2 separate regions of the Mus musculus genome follow, and region 2 is linked to region 1. Evidence: chromatin loops called from intact Hi-C (ENCODE). Cell type or tissue: left cerebral cortex. All regions are shown on one strand. Links, peaks and the distances in the headings refer to the core of each region. The heading gives the core; the rest is flanking DNA.

Region 1 (5,549 bases), core at 199-5,198:
ACCCTTACAAGAGAGAATCGGGGGTGGGGTGTGTGTGCTTTCATTCTATCTGCATAGAAGAGCGTCTTAGCTTTGCTTTGTTGTATTTCCCAAACAGGGTGGGCTGGGCACATGGCCATACTCTCCAGTTTCTGAGGACAAAATGGGCTGAGTATCAATATGCTTTGAGCAACAGACCATGCTGGAATTTCATTGGGTTTAGCATTGATGGCTGGACTTCTCCTTTCCTAGGGGCAACTGTTCGTAGCTCCCAAATATAACATTTCCTAGTCTTCGGTGAAGATTTACCTTGGTAGATGGTTAGGGGTGGGGCCAGTATGATGGTCCTACAGAGAACAGTAATGACAAGAGGGGACTGTGGGTCTCAGAAGGCAGAACAAATGTGACCTGGGGTCTGAAAGGAAAAAGTGCCACGATTTGCTGTCAGAGCCCCTGCCCTGATGTGTGTTTTGTTCTCGCCTCTTACCTCAGAGACTCTGACCAGGCTGAGAACTCACCCATCCGGCCTCCAAAGACATCTGGGAAGAGCTACCTTGAAAGCTGGCTGTGGTGGCTCAGGCCTAGAATCCTGGCAGTTGGGAGGCTGAAGCAGGAGGAATAGAGCTCAGGGCCAGCCTGGGCTACATGAGTGTCTGTCCCAAAAACCAACAAGGAAATTTCTTCTTTTAAGATGTATTTTTATTGTATGTGTATTGGTGTTTTGCCTGCACGTGGAAGTCTATGCACTATGTGTAAGTCTGTTGCTCTCAGAGGCCAGAGGAGGGCGTTAGATCTTCTGGAACTGGAGTTGTAGATGGGTGGTAGCTGCTATGTAGGTTCTGAGAACAGAACCTGGGTCCTTTGGAAAAGCAGAAAGTGCTCTTAAGCCACTGAGGAAACAGGCATTTTCACTTGATGCACACAGAGGCAGGACTCTCCCTCTTTCCCTTCCTCTCCCATTAAATGTAGAACACTTATCAGTAGCAGCCAGAGGAGCCCAAAGTCAAACAACTCAGACTTCTCCAACTCTTCCCAGGATTTCCCACTGGATACACTGGACTCTGGTTTTTGCTCCTGGAGCCCGGAAAACAGCAGCTGTTTGTTTGCCTACTTGACAGAACCATGGCAACGGTTTCCCATCACAGGGTCAGACACAGGACTAATGATGCGACCCAGCAACCAATCCAGGCTGAGGAGACAGGCTGCCATGGCGACAAGGCTGGGGACCATTTCTCTGAAAGCGGCAGGGGTGGGGGTGGGGGTGAGGGGGGATCAGGCTGACTGGGCAGAGTCCCGCTGGTTCTCCAGCTGCGTTGTTCCCATCCTTGACCAGGATCTGGCAGGTTCCCCCTGGGTTAACCCCAGAACCCCTTATCTGTCTACCTACTTATTATGTTTATGCTTCATGATCATCTGGCTGTGTCACTGTATCTTCATATAGCAGCCATCATATCATGCCTTTAAAACCCACTAACGATTGCCTACTGTTCTTTGAATTAAAAAAAAAAAAACAGTTCCCTAAAAACAACAGCAATAACAAAATTAAAAACAAATAAAAATACACACAGAGCGAGATCCTCTGGAGACTAGGCCTAAACAGATCTGCATGGGTCTGGAGACCCATTTTCCACACAGAGACTCTGTCAGTTCTCTGAACACGGCCTACGTAGGCTTTCACCTAAGCAGCTGAATTGCAAACCTCTCACGTGGGAGTTCTTGCTCTTGCTCTTCCTGGCTGCCTAAATACAAATGCTTTTTTTCAAGCCTGTAACTGTGGAGGAGCCTGCTGTGTAAACCAGCCGGGGTCTCTTGAGAGGAGGGTGTGTCTGTGCAGAGAAGACCCCCTGCCCCACCCACCTGCTCCACCCTCGTCCAGCCTGACACCAGTTCTCCTTCTATAAAGATGGCTGGAGGTACCAAATTAATAGCATTTTATCAGGGCCCCAAGATGCTCAGAATCTTCAGAAACGAGCAAAGGGAAGACTGGGTACAGGGAGCAATACACACACACACACACACACACACACACACACATCAGGACTCCCCATAAAGCTGTCCAAGTCCAAGCATGTTTAAAAGCTTTGTATGAAATGACTTAGCATTTGTACTTAACTGTACTTAACTTCTACACATTCTCGCTTTATATGTAAATTATTCCTAGGTGCTTATAACAGATACTATAATGTGAATAGTTGTTATGCTGTATGGTTTAGGGAAAAGTCTTTGTGTGTTCAGCATAGATGCAACCATGGTAGGCTTAACTACACTTTCAATCTGTACCCCTGATGCTGATTTCCAGATTTCTCTAGTCTCTCCAAAGCCAGTGCCTGTATTTATTTTCTCAGAAGAGACCTTTATCAGTGACTGAGAGACAGGAACTGGGGAGCCCTCCAGTGGGGGAATGAGGAATTTTCCTTCAGGGATTTTTTTTCATATATTGTCTTTAATCCTGCCCAGGAAGGTGACCATATCTACTTTACTGTGTTGGGGAGGATGTGAAGAACTGAAGACATATGTCCACAGTCTTAGCAGAGTCAGAAATGCCCTGTCTCTGGGTGGAAATCCAGAGTCTACCGGAACCGCCCCCCCCCCCCTTTCCAGAAGGTTCTCCACTATGCCATGCCCCCACTGAAGCCCTGTTGCTCCCCTAGTCGATATCAAACTCTTCTCGTCCCCTGCTTCCATCTTTAAACAGACAGAGCCAGTCCATCGCCTACTGCAGGGCTTCGAGAGGGCTTTGTCGTGGTGTGTCTTTCAAGGTTCAAGTTCCCTGCCATGCCAGTCAATGGACTCTTCGAGGAGGGATGCCCGAATTCAAAGAAGAGAAGAGCGAGCAGATCCAAAAAGAAAGGCTGGGCCCAAGTGACGGCTCTTAAACTTGATAAGTATTCTCACTGGAAGGCACCAGAACCCCTTTCTTTTTGTGACTGTCCCTAGGAGACAAAGGTAGCCGACAGAAGAGATGCTTTCAACCCAGTCCTTCAGTACAAATCAGTAACGCACCAAAGGCTCTTGGTTGAAATGAGACAAGACCACTGGCCTGCTCCCTGGCCACCTGGCAGTGCCGCTCTGCAGTCCCGTTACTCATTTCCTTTCCAGTTGCCCTGTCTATGGGGCATGTGCAGCATGGACTACCCATGGGCCTGAGAACTCATCCGTGTGATCTTGGCAGGAAAACTGGCTTTCGGATTGCTGGATTCCATCTCTCTGGGACCAGAATCAGGACATGTGCTTATCTTCCGGCTCTGCTCTTTTAAGTGATGTCTTTCTAGAACGGTCCTGCAGAGTGAAAGGGTGGGAAGAACTAGTACTTGGGGAAATCTACCAGGTTCATCCCAGAAAACTAGGGTGTGATTACAGTTCCTCCTTCCCCTGGGCATGGTGGCACATGCCTTTAATCCCAGTGCTTGAGAGCCAAAGGCAAGGTGGATGTCTGTGAGTTCAAGGCCAGCCTGGTCTACATAGGGAGTCCCAGGACAGCCAATGCTAGAGACCCTGTTTCAACAACAACAACAGACTCTCTCTCTCTCTCTCTCTCTCTCTCTCTCTGTGTGTGTGTGTGTGGTCCCCATTGTAGGAGCCATCTAGAACATCAGAGACTGGTTGCTCAGGATTTGAGTCTGCTCTTACACACTCTGTGGTCCTGGGAAACTCACATTTTCTTACCCATGAAATGACTATTGAGTCTATGGCCTTGCTGAGAGAATATAAAGGAATGTGTCCGTGTTTATTGGCTTCATTCTTGGCTTTAAGCAGTTAAATGCAGTTTTTCAATGCTGCTGCAGAGTATGCTGCGAATCCCATAAGGCTGGGGTCATAAACTGCTTTTAAATACCAAAGTTTCTCTTGCTTCTCACATACTGCACTGTCAGCTAATTAGTAGCAATTGAACTCAAGACAGACAAACCATGGCTTGGTTTTATTTGATTTCTTAAATAGGAGACAGGGTTTCACTATGTAATTAGGCTGGCCTCAAACTCCTGTTGATCCTTCAGCCTCAACCTCCCAAGTACATGATTACAGGCATGAGACCTCATGTGTGGCTGCAGATCTGTCTTTTGACAGTTCAAACACCCCTTCCCGCATGATGTCACCTTTTTCTCTCCCACCGAGTCATGCAGATATGCAACTTGTCACATTCTGAATGGCCCAGCTTCTCAAATTCAGGGCGGTGTGTGTGTGTGTGTGTGTGTGTGTGTGTGTGTGTGCATGTGTGGTGGGGTCTGACAGAAGACTCCATAACTCCTGGCTCTTGGCCAGCCAGACAACGCCAGGGATGGGGTTTTCCCAAGCAGAAGGGGGTTGGTTCCTTCAGGGACATTTTCTTAGATTTTGTGTGCAGAGTAAAGAGTGAGAAGGCAGAAAGAGACCAGCATCTGACCTCAAGCGAAGAGAATGTCTCAGGCAGTGAAAGACAGGCAGGCACTCTCCCACAGGTTGGAGGTCCTGCCAAAGCGAGAGCCAGCTGGGACCTTTTAGAGAGGTGGGGAAGGAAGGGGCTTGGGACTGAGGGAGTCGATGGTGCTTCAGGGACTCTGTGTGGGCCTGTGGCTTCTCCTTGCTGAGATTGTTTGCTCAGTCGAGACAGACTATCTTGGGAGACAGGCTGTCTCTGCAAACATTCTTCTTTGAGGCTGACTAATATTAGGTTGAGCAAGGTCAGCTGTAAGCTCGCAGGAATTCTGTTTTTGCAGCTGGAGCTTCCTATCAGCTCTTTAAGCCTCTCTTGCCTCTAGTGAATAGCTTTCGCCTATGGTCCTACAGTGGCTCCTGACTGGTCGCTGCTCTAGCTGGGAGCTGGCACGTGAGGCTCCAGAATTGGGTAAGACCAGGCAGTTACAGACAGAGGTTTTTAGGAAGGAAGGATCAAGGTCAAGTTGGCAGTCCCCTGTATCTGTGTCTCCCCTCTCCTCTACCTCTCCCAGACAGCATTCGCCCTGAGGCACAAGTACAAGCACGCACCTCACCAGGTGAGTGAGAGATGGAGTTCATGATCTCTTGCAGGGGCCTGCTGGGCTCAACTTCCAGGACTGGGTCTGTCCTCTAAGAACACAAACATTGTCCTAGCAGAGACTTGGGCCAAGGTCTTGAGAAGTCCTGGCTACTGAGGAGCAGCCGTATCCTATCTGCTACTGTTCCTGGACCAGCAAGCCTCTGTCCCTGCTGGTCCCAGACCCCCGCCCTTCCCATCCAGGAGCTGTGCCCTGTCTTCCTTCCTGTCTACCCTTTGTGTCTCATTCCCTGGCCCTCACACTGCTTGCGCATAGACTTGTAAGTAAAAACAGCCATTGGGCAGAAGCATCCTGTGGAGAGATAGGAGCCCAGCGCCTCAGACAGCTCAGCCCAGTGAAATTATTTTAAAGGCAATTTTGCCAGTGTTAAAAAAAAAAAAAAATTCGATGTCTCTTAAGATGAAATGGAAGCTTAAAATGAACAATGTAAGAGACCTTGTAGCCCCAGCATTTTATAGTGAGGAATGGAGCTGTGGGAGGAAGCCGAGTCTCTAAGACAATGGTCCCAGCAAGCAAATGAACCTGATGACCGTAGGCACCCCCCTTCCTCACTAGTGG
Region 2 (5,549 bases), core at 134-5,133, 72 kb before region 1:
CTGGGTCGATGATCTCCTTGCCAATGGTGTAATGACCACGGGCATAGTTGTTGGCTGCATCTTCTTTCCCAGTGATAAGCTGCTCTGGGTGGAAGAGCTGACGGTATGGGCCATTTCGGATCTCATCTGAAAAACCATATATCACATTGCAAAAACCACCTGACTCTGCTCCTTCCCCCTCCCCACCCACTGAGTGGCAGCTGAAGCCAGATAGATAAAAGAGCTAGCTCATCCTTCTGCCAGCATCCATCTTCAGCTTCAAATAAACCAAGAGGCTTCAAAGATCACAAAAACCCAGCCAAGACATTCTTCAAGAGACACTCCACTTTCCTCAAAAGGGGACCCCTCCCCCCCTTGCTCACCGATTACAGTAGGCTCCAGGTCCACAAAGACTGCCCGAGGCACATGTTTTCCAGCTCCAGTTTCACAGAAGAAGGTGGTGAAGGAGTCGTCCCCTCCACCAATGGTCTTATCGCTGGGCATCTGCCCATCAGGCTGAATCCCATGTTCCAGACAGTAGAGCTCCCAGCAGGCATTGCCCATCTGGACACCTGCCTGCCCCACATGGACTGAAATGCACTCGCGCTGAGGGATACAGAGAAGGTCACAGCATAAGTCCTTACCCACAACTACCCACTTCATTCGGTTCTTTCTCACCCTTTTGCCTATTGGCTGAGATTACTCAGTTGGTAAAAGTATGGTAAGGTTGGGACTCATGGTGGTCAGAAGCAGCTGGCAGCCTCTCCAGTCTCCTCAGCACAGGGCTCCCCAGACTGGAGGTAGCCAGCAGGGCAGACCAACCCCTTAGCCTACTTCTCAGTAGAGAATTTACCAAGTGAGAGCTGTATAATCCTGTTACATCCACAGGATACACAGGACAGAGAGGACATGCACACCTGACAGGCAGGGCTTCAGCAATTATAATAAGGGTGCAGGGAGAGAAAGACACAGAGAGGGATAGACACCGAGAGACAGAAGACTTTCCAGTTGCTTCCAGATCGTGCAGCGTCTAGAAATATGTTTTATAGTTTATAGCCAGCAGCTTCCTCCCTGGTTAATCTTTGCCTTGAAAATTCTCACAACCCTCTCCCCTTCTTTCCTGTGGGCAAAGAGGTGTCTCAACCTTCCATCTGGTATCAACTGACCATTCTGGCCTTCAGGATGCTAGAACCTCCACTTTTAAGTTCCATCTGGCCCTGAGGGATCAATCCCATCTGGCTCCTCTCCCCACCTCCACCCTCACACTCTGCGTTGCTTCACCACCTCCATCCTCGCCTCAGCCCACATGGAAATAGCAGCGATAATACGGGTAAACGCTGACGGCAGGGGCAGGCAATACAGGTATACATACTGGAGCCCTGGCAACTTAAGGCTACATCTAGGTGGTCCATAATTTAACCCCTGCAACGCCCAGGTCTATAGAACCTGTGCGCCTCCCTTTTCACAACCAAATGGCGCGTGGGGGCGGGGTGGGGCACGACAATTTCTAAATACCCAGAAAAGGAAGTGGAACCTGCTAGGAGGCCCTTGAGGAAACCCGCCTTGCTGCACAAGCCAGGGGAACGCCATCTGTACCTGGGCCCTACGTCTGCTCTCCCACTGGAGTCTTTCCAGTTACTTCCCAGTTGAAAGCTCGGGTTGGATTTCTGCCCCCGCTCCGGGCTATAAATACAAACCCCTTCATACACCTCTCTCCCTTCCCCCGCCACCTGGCCGAGGCCGGGGCTGTCGATCAGCGCCAGCTGTCTCTGCCTGTTCTCCGAGCACCCGCGAGCACCCGCACTCGGGTAGGAGGGGCCCGCTGGCCTCCCGAGACCGAACCCCATTCCCGCCACCCCTCCTGGCTCAGGAGGGGGTGCTGAGTCATGTGGGGGGTGTAGATGGGAAGAAGGCACACGGAGGAAGACGGGGTGCGGTACCAAGTAACCCCTTAAACCAACCGGCGCCAGGCACGTGTTCGGTCAGTTCCAGGGACTCACTCAGGGGGTATGGGTGGCGGGGGCAGCTGAGCAGGTCTTCTGCTGCCGGAGGAGAGCACTGGGTACGGAACCTCGTGACTCCCCTCAGGAGGGTTGGAACACAGACGCTTGGTAGGGCAGGAGGACACTACAGAAGGGCTCCTCTCTGCTAGTGAAACACCCTCCCTCAGTCCCCAGCTTCTGAAGGTGGACAACACACTAGGTCAAAGTCACCGGGAGAGGTGGGGGAAGTGCAAAACTCTTACATCTCCTGGAAACTCGGAATGCTAAGGAAAGGGTCTTCAGATCTCTAGTGGAAGGTTCCCCCAGAGAAGCGGGACATTTGTTTATAGGACCGGAGAGATCCTGGCGGGGCCTCACTCACCATGATGAGTTTGGGCTGTACGTCTCACGTAGAGTCGGGGTCACGGGTCTCGGTGAGATCTGCGGAGCTGCAGTGCCGCACCGCTCTTATAGGCAGGAGGCGGGACCTGCGCGCTCAGCCCGCCCACCATGGGGCGGGGTGGTTTAAAGACTACATCCCCGTCAGGATAGGTGGCCACCAGGGGAGTGAAACCTAGGCGTATCCCCTCCCCTTGCCGCTCCGGATTCTCTCACCTGTCGGGTTTGGCTTAGAAGCAGCGGCCCATATTCGTTCCTAGTTTTGAGCCGATGTCCCGGATTCCGAAGGTCCGAAGCAGAGACGCAGGGTGCGGTGGCGGAGCGTGTCTCGAATGCACCCGCGTCATGTAGACGCTCATGGTGCAGGTATTCCGATTTAGGGCGGATGAAGCTCAAGCAATCCTTCAAAAGCGGCTGTCCCCGGCCTTCTCCGCTGTCCTCCCAGCGTCGCCTCCCGGGCTCGGGCGGGTTGGGCAGCTGGGACTGGTCGCCCGAGACCCCCTTACAGCAGACCGCCGCCTGCTGGTCCCCGGCCGAGTTGGTAGGCTTTCGCCCACACCTGTAGGAGGCCGAGGACCTAGAACTACAGAGCCTGAGCCCCAGGGTGCCGATCCGGTAGACTATCCCTCAAAGCCGAGCGGCGCAGCCAATCTGTGAGGGCCGACGCGAGAATCTGCCACCTTTCACCGGCCAGGCCACTCGCTGGTCAGAGGCTCCGTCATTAGCGCCGTCACTATTAGTTAGCTCCCCGCCTCGACCACCTACCTGCTGCGGTGGAGCACAGAACCTGGAGCCTCTGGAACAGCATCCGGTCGGCCTTATGCAACCTTGGGCAAGTGACTTAGTGTCACTGAGTTCTTGGCTTGTACAGTCGAAGAGATACCTCCTTTCTACGTTTTATTTCCATTTCGTACTAGGACAGGCCTTTCTAAAAACTATTTCTGCTTTCTCAGACATACATCACCCCCACCGGAAAAAAAATCCCTCAGGAGGAGCCCAGGTGCTGGTTTTCATGGCCATAAAAATTCTGACTCCTAAGGTAGTCATCACTTGAAAAAGATTTCACCAGCATGGGCTTCCATTCTCTTCTTAGGGACAGAGCTGTTTGTCAGCATAACACAAGGCCGAAATATATACAGCAATGGCAGACGTTCTATCAACAAAGTAGCTAGTGGCATTTGACTTAAGAGAAGTCATAGAAAAGAATACAATACATTTCACAAGATCTCTTTCTAGTCCTTGACATCTGGTTAGGAGAATTTCGTTGGGAGAGGCTGAGTGTGTAGTTCGGTTGGTAGCATGCTGTCATCATTTGTGAAGTTCTGGGTTTGATCCCTAGCACCATGGTTGGGAGAGGGTCTCCTCTGTAAAAAGAAAATGGACACGGACATTTGGTTAAGCCGCTTGCAATCATGGGTCATGGTCTGTGCAAAGGAATGAGTCTTGATGATCACAGGACACAGTGGCCACTCTGAAGATCTTCTCGTTTCCTATGAACCCACACGGCACAAGGGATAGAAAAAGATCTGAACAATTAGGCAAAACTCTAAACCTGTTTGGCCTTCAGATTCCGTTCTTTGTAAAACTGAGGTAACCACTTCAGTCTTGAGGTCAGACAGGCACAGGATTGTGTACAAGGCTAGCAGAGCAATGTATAAGGAGCCACCTGAGCCCCCACAGCTTCCACTCACACTTAGTATATGCACAGCACACCTGTATGTGCTGTAGCTTATGAGCCAAGGCAAGGACTATGCTGCGTCCTTCTTTGGGTCCCTGGTTTTTAGTATGGTACTTGGGACATTTGATAAGCATGTATTCATTCAATGAACTGTTGTACTTCAGAGATGGGGCCCTCAGGGAGTTGCAATTGAGCAGCTGATAGACCAAAGTCCCTCTCTGAAATGTTTTATTCTGCTAGGGGGTACGGCGTAGTGGTAGAGAGCTTGCTAGGTATGTACAAGGCCCTGTGTTCAGACCCTAGAACTGCAAAAAGCAAACAAACAGAAGAAGAAAGGTTTTGTTTGGATCTTCATGGTGTTTGGCATAGGAAAAAAAAATCAAGGACTTTGGGGTTGAGGTACCCTCCAAGTCACCTCCATGTCAGAAGAGTCCCTAGGACTCGGAATTTTCACCAGCTTGTGTTCCTGGCTATGGTTGATTGCAGTTATATAGTAATGATGGACAGCTGGGTCCAAAGGAGGGAGGGTCCAGGCAGGGTCTCCGGAAGTTTATGCCTTTTAATCCCCATCAGGGTTCACAGGAAGCATGCTCTTCCTTTAATCATCAGAACATTTCCCTGCAATATGTCTGTCCATGAGTGGGGAGCCAAAGAAGACCCAAGTGAGCATGGAGGGGGTGAATGGCACCCTGAGCTAATGTGTATTTTTGACATGGGTTCAGCCATGTCAGGGACCAACACCCCAGACCAATGGGAGAGCACCAAAGCTTTCTTTGGTCAGGCTAGGAATAGCAAAGCCTTCCTCTGATCCAGGCATGAATGATGATGAATCATAGGCCAAACTAGCAACCATAGCTTCCCCGGATGTGTACAGCCCGAGCCTGCTCCCCTACAGAGCCTAACCACTCTGCCTGTGCTGGACATAATAAAAGCACTCAGGTTCTAGTTCTTTCTGTAGTCAGTCTCCGTCACAGTGCTCATGGTCACCCTGTGTTGTGGATAGCCCTGGGACTAATTATATTTGATGGTAATTCCATTCTCCTCTGAGTGGCTGAGAACAAGGAATGAGTCAGCACTCGGTGACTTCCTGTAAACCTGCTTCCCACCTTAATTTGTAAAATAAAGGAGAGCTGATGTTTGGGCAGATAAAAGAAGGTAGAGAGAGAAGAAGGAGAAAATGGAAGAGGGAGAGGACACTGAAGAGGAGGAGGAAGAAGAAGAAGAAAAGCAGAGAAGCACATGACCTCGAGAAACCGCAAGTTCTAAGGGGTCCCATAGATGTGGAAGATGGTAGTGTAGTGGTAGATCTGCCCAATCTAGGCGCACAGCATGTATTCATATTAATTGAGTTGTGTTTTCATTGCCAGGGCATATTTGGGAGAGATTTACTGCAACACACCTGATTCTAGATTTTCTGTTCCTGTGTGTGTGTGTGTGTGTGTCTGTCTGTCTGTCTGTCTGTCTGTCTGTCTTCATTCACTCGACTGGGTCAGATTTCCATACCTAAGTCT

Evidence for each region. Peaks named below come from ENCODE experiments on the same cell type or tissue, not always from the same donor. Only the 100,000 strongest peaks of a DNase experiment are listed, where the experiment ranks them.
Region 2: it touches region 1 in a loop (2.1-fold over the local background); 1 of 42 quality-filtered maps calls a loop at or near these places.

The regions. Positions count from the first base shown.
Region 1 is chr1:75,288,440-75,293,988 of GRCm38, forward strand. No RefSeq gene overlaps it. Among named protein-coding and RNA genes, the nearest start is that of Resp18, 13 kb to the left of the region's middle. RefSeq lists an enhancer at 1-2,733. In left cerebral cortex, for the core only: a CTCF peak has its summit at 2,367; DNase peaks (open chromatin) are centred at 1,110, 1,675, 2,353 and 4,760; H3K27ac peaks cover 1,657 bases.
Region 2 is chr1:75,216,850-75,222,398 of GRCm38, forward strand. It overlaps Tuba4a (tubulin, alpha 4A), which reads right to left and starts at 2,445. Exons shown (of 4, transcript NM_009447.4): 1 at 2,344-2,445; 2 at 363-585; 3 at 1-126. The coding sequence starts at 2,346. A630095N17Rik (RIKEN cDNA A630095N17 gene) reads right to left here. Exons shown (of 3, transcript NM_001243090.1): 3 at 3,246-3,724. The coding sequence ends at 3,611. In left cerebral cortex, for the core only: CTCF peaks have their summits at 2,568 and 2,815; DNase peaks (open chromatin) are centred at 255, 511, 812, 1,259 and 3 more places; H3K4me3 peaks cover 3,049 bases; H3K27ac peaks cover 3,275 bases.